2 separate regions of the Homo sapiens genome follow, and region 1 is linked to region 2. Evidence: read pairs that join two places in POLR2A ChIA-PET (ENCODE). Cell type or tissue: PC-9. All regions are shown on one strand. Region 1 holds the start of LOC124902578 (small nucleolar RNA U13). Region 2 has its middle 31 kb from the start of CISD1.

Evidence for each region. ChIA-PET counts read pairs that join two places held together with the same protein. Peaks named below come from ENCODE experiments on the same cell type or tissue, not always from the same donor. Only the 100,000 strongest peaks of a DNase experiment are listed, where the experiment ranks them.
Region 1: POLR2A ChIA-PET joins it to region 2 with 6 read pairs; 3 of 35 experiments call an interaction of 5 or more read pairs at or near these places.

What each region holds. Positions count from the first base shown.
Region 1 is chr10:58,236,283-58,238,782 of GRCh38, reverse strand. It overlaps IPMK (inositol polyphosphate multikinase), which reads left to right. Exons shown (of 6, transcript NM_152230.5): 2 at 969-1,054. It overlaps LOC124902578 (small nucleolar RNA U13), which reads left to right and starts at 23; the gene lies at 23-126. In PC-9, no CTCF peak of the experiment used is centred here; a DNase peak (open chromatin) is centred at 1,152.
Region 2 is chr10:58,298,749-58,301,248 of GRCh38, reverse strand. No RefSeq gene overlaps it. Among named protein-coding and RNA genes, the nearest start is that of CISD1, 31 kb to the right of the region's middle. In PC-9, CTCF peaks have their summits at 1,326 and 1,532 (motif pointing left); a DNase peak (open chromatin) is centred at 1,538.

The DNA.
Region 1 (2,500 bases), 62 kb after region 2:
TTGCCATTATTAAAAATTCTAGATCCTTTTGTAGTTCATAAGCACAATGATTGAATTTTCATGCTCATGTGTGAGATATGCCTCACTCCAGTCTTGTTACAGTGTTAGCACATTACCTATCTGATAGAAAGAAAAAAATTCCTAACACTTGCCAAAAAGAAAAGGAAACTCAAGTGGCATATTTAATTGAAATTCTAAATATGTTTATTTGAGCCATATTCTAGCTAGCATGATTTTATAAAATCCCAACACATCAAAATTTAAGATTTTGACGTATAAATTTGGAATGAGTCTTCATGGCATAGGGGTAGGACCAGTGTTGGTATATATATGATGACTTCATAAAAAGTCTCCCTCTTTGAATGGACAGATTATAAAAAGGTGCCCTTTCCTGCTCTAGGCTTGTTGCCTGATTTCAGCCCTAACTTTACCCATTGGCTAGATGCCCTGGTACTATCTATACAGTTGTATACAGTGCATTTGAATCAGCAAATATTTTAGTTGCTTTTAGACAAGAGAGACTTATAAAAAATTACCAAGTAGGAAATTCATATATGGCCACTGTTAACACATATGTTCTTTTCTGGTTTTAAAAGTGGGGTCAATTCGTGCTATTGCTTTTAACTTGCTTCTTATAACTATAAGTTAACATCTTACAGAAAGCCTATTACTGAGGACTTTCTATATAAATTGACACATATGTTTTATGTATTATAAAGCCCGAGGGTGCCAAAAGAGGTAGTGGTTGGAGACACTAAAATGAAGACATTTGGAATTTGTGTTCTGGTGCTTTGCTGTAATAAGTACTGAAACATGTTGGTTGAATGTTAAAATTTCTGAAATAAGTAAAAGTAAACCCTTAAGTTTAATGGAAGTAGTTTACCTGTCACTTCAGGAACTAATCTATTTAATGAAGCAAGGTTTACTATTATTAAAGCATTAAACAATTTCTGATTTTTGTTCCATAGGTATACTGCAACATCCAGATGGCACAGTTTTGAAACAGTTACAACCACCTCCAAGGGGCCCAAGAGAGCTGGAATTCTATAATATGGTAAGTGAGGTAAGATTTGTTTTGTTGTCTTCAAAGTGTTTTTCAGAGTTTTCTGGTGGTGACTCACAGTAAGACACATATTTGACAGCATAGTCACTGTGTGTATGTAACGGAAACAAAAGCTTCATGGAAAGCAGTGCGTATCTTTACTGTATGTGATGCAGTCTAGTATTTTCTATTCTATTTCAGTTCTTAGATTCTTCTTCTGTGTTTATGGTAGATACTTCTTCTCAGGTTAAGGAAATTAAAATTACCCTCTGTGTGAGGCAACATTTTGTCAAGAAACAAATGGTATGCTCTGTTGGTTTCATAAAGGGACTATTTACAAAGGTAAGGTTAGAGCTTATGGCAACCTGCAAGAGATGTTATAATGTTATACCATCCCTGGGCCTGAAGTGGAGAGAATGGTTCCTGGAGCCTAGGGAAGGTAATTTTTATGAGAAGACATGACCTGTTAAGGAGGGAGCTAGAAAAGTAAATAACTGATCTCAACTCTTCTCATACCCTCCAGTCTCTTGTTTGTGTCTTGTAAGGGCAAGAGGGCAAGGGATCTCATTGATGCAGTTGATTCAAGTCAGCCTCTTGGGTGGAGAAGGGTGGAATGGGAAAGGGACGATACATAGCATCTTTTCTAGTTTGATTTTTTCTTTTTTGAGATAGGGTCTGGCTCTGTTGCCCAGGCTGAAGTGCAGTGGCATGATGTTGATTCATTGCAACCTCTGCCTCCCAGGCTCAAGCTATTCTCCCACCTCAGCCTGTGCCTCCTAAGTGGCTGAAACTACAGGCGTGTGCCACGCAGCCCGGCTAATTTTTGCATTTTTTGTAGAGATGGGGTCTCACTTTGTTGTCCAGGCTGGTCTTAAACACTTAAGCTCAAGTGATCCTCTTACCTCAGCATCTCCCCACCCCAACCCAACCTCCCCACAGTAGCTGGAACTACAGGCACAGGCCAGCAAGCCTGGCTAATTTTAAAACAGTTTTTTTTTTTGTAGAGAGAGGGTTTCACCAGTTGTCCAGGCTGGTCTTGAACTCCTGGGCTCAAGCGATCCTCCTGCCTCTGCCTCCCAAAGTTCTGTGATTACGGGCTTGAGCCACGACACCTGGCCCTTCTAGTTTTCAGAAACAATTTAATGCATGAGTGAATATTGAATAGTTTCCAGCTGCCTTTTTGGTATCTGTTGAAATGATCATATGAATTTCCTTCTTTAATCTGTTAATATGGTAAAATACAGAAATAGATTTCTGTATCATCACCTTTCATTTCTGAAATAAAACCTACTTAAGTCTTTTTAATTTTTTAATACTATGCATTGTGAGATTTTGCTTGGGAGTGCTTAAGATCTTTTCCAGCTGTGTGCACAAATGAAATTAAACTCTTATTTTCTTCACATATTATCTTTATCTGCTTTTGATATGTTTCATTTAGCTTCATAAATGTGTCCAGGA
Region 2 (2,500 bases):
TCACGTCAACATTATATACCTTCTTTGTTAATGGCATGACCTTTGCAAGGCACCTAACTTTTCAGGCCATCTATAAAATAAGGACCAATAAACCCTACCAACTTTACAGATTTGCTGTGAAGATCAACTGAGATGATATATGAGAAGCATTTTAAAATCTCTATAAAACCCTATGCAGAAATAATAGTATTCATTAGCAGGCAGGTTCTTATAAAATCTAGTTTAAACTGATGGTGCAAGTGATTAAGTGGGGATGAAAATTGAATGGAATTTGCTTAGAAGGAAGGTTGTCATGGAATTCCATGTCACACTGAGCTCTGCTTCTATTGTTTGGGCTGTATTCAAACATTGAGAGTGAGCCTATTTGTTTATTTGTGTTAGTGCCATTGAACAGACAAGTATGACAGGTGTTTCCTTACAGGTCTCTTCCTTATGTATACTATTATAAAGATCCAGGTCATGCTGGATTTTTTCCATGCAGTGTTTTCCAACTATTAAAACCCAAAGAGCTCCCACCTCTTTTCTGGATCTCTCTGAATTTTCTGCTTATACAATAACTTCCAATATAAATTATAATCAGGCTGGGCACGGTGGCTCATGCCTGTAATCCCGGTACTTTGGGAGGCTGAGGCAGTGGATCACTTGAGGTCAGGAGTTCGAGACCAGCCTGGCCATCATGGTGAAACCCCGTCTCTACTAAAAATACAAAAATTAGCTGGGCACACCTGTAATCCCAGCTACGCAGGAGGCTGAGGCACGAGAATCACTTGAACCTGGGAGGCAGAGTTTGCAGTGAGCTGAAATCGCACTACTGCACTCCAGCCTGGGCGACCAAGCGAGACTCGGTCTCAAAAATAAATAAATAAATAATAATCCCCAAAGGCATGTTTACTTCTTTTCTAATTGCATACTTTATACCTTGATTTCTATCTGTAAAGTGACTTTTTAGCTTGCAGTTGGTATTTGTAAGACATCATAAATACTACAAATATATAAATACACAGAGATATACCATAGAAAGTTGACTCTTCATTTCATCCGAGTGCGGAATTATGAATATATGGAATCCTTCTTACCCAGCAGGAAAAAAAAAACCCATAAACTTAAAAGAGTAAGGGTAGAGAAATGTGCTTCACCCCAGAAGTGTATTAAACATTTCCTATAATTTAAGATGTATTTGAAGGCAATGTGAGATTAGAAATTTTATTTGATATTACATGTGGAATTTCTTAGAGCTCTCTGCCAGTGTGCATTTTTCTGTCCTACTGATAAAAGAACAGTCTAAGATCCCCTTACTTTGATCAGCTTACAGTCTGGTTTTTGATTCTGCCCTTAGGGTTTATATTCGCCCCTTTCTTAGCACACCAATAAAAAATTAGACGGTTGAAATCAACTTGCTTCTTTGAAATCAAGTGGCACACGTGCATTCGTCAACAGTATCACTGTTTTTCTAATCTTGATGAAGTGTTAATGAGAAACTTCTACAAAAAAGAGACTTTGACCCACTCCCACCTATTACCTTACCACAGAAATGTGTTGTCAGGCCTCCCCCTGGTGGACATGGTAACAAGTGCATAGAGGTCCCTAAAACTTGGATTTCTCACTAGGCTTTCCCCCTATGGAGCAGATATTAATAAAGGAGGCTAAAGGACAAAAGAGGAACTAGAAAAAAGTAGAAATGTTTGAGCTACTTCTCTCAGTTCAGATTTCCAACCTCCTCACCTTTGTGTGATGTGTTTATTGCTTCTGTCCTTCTCCAGTTTCTTCTTCTGGGTCTTTTAACATTATTAATCAAAGGGTATAACAAAGAAAGCAACCTTAGTCCCCAGAACAACTGTAGTTGGTTGACTATAGTTACCACTAAGCTATAGTTTCTAATAAAGAAAATGGCTTCTTTGAATGGAAACACTCATGACTATGCAGTAGTTATGATTCCTACTCATTCTGACATGCTGTTAAACTGCTGAACCAAAATGGACAGTAATGAATAATGGAACACACTTACCAGGTGTTGTGCACAGTGGAAAGTGCTTCCTGTGCATTCCACCTTCATGACAACTCTGTGAGATAGTTTTCTTATCCATGTTTTTTTTTTTTTTGAGACGGAGTCTCGCTTTGTCGCCCAGGCTGGAATGCAGTGGCGCGATCTCGGCTCACTGCAAGCTCCACCTCCCGGGTTCACGCCATTCTCCTGCCTCAGCCTCCTGAGTAGCTGGGACTACAGGCGCCCGCTGCCACGCCCGGCTAATTTTTATTTTATTTATTTATTTTTATTTTTTAAATTTTATTATTATTACACTTTAAGTTTTAGGGTACATGTGCACAATGTGCAGGTTAGTTACATATGTATACATGTGCCATGCTGGCATGCTGCACCCATTAACTCGTCATTTAGCATTAGGTATATCTCCTAATGCTATCCCTCCCCCCTCCCCCAACCCCACAACAGTCCCCAGAGTGTGATGTTCCCCTTCCTGTGTCCATGTGTTTTCATTGTTCA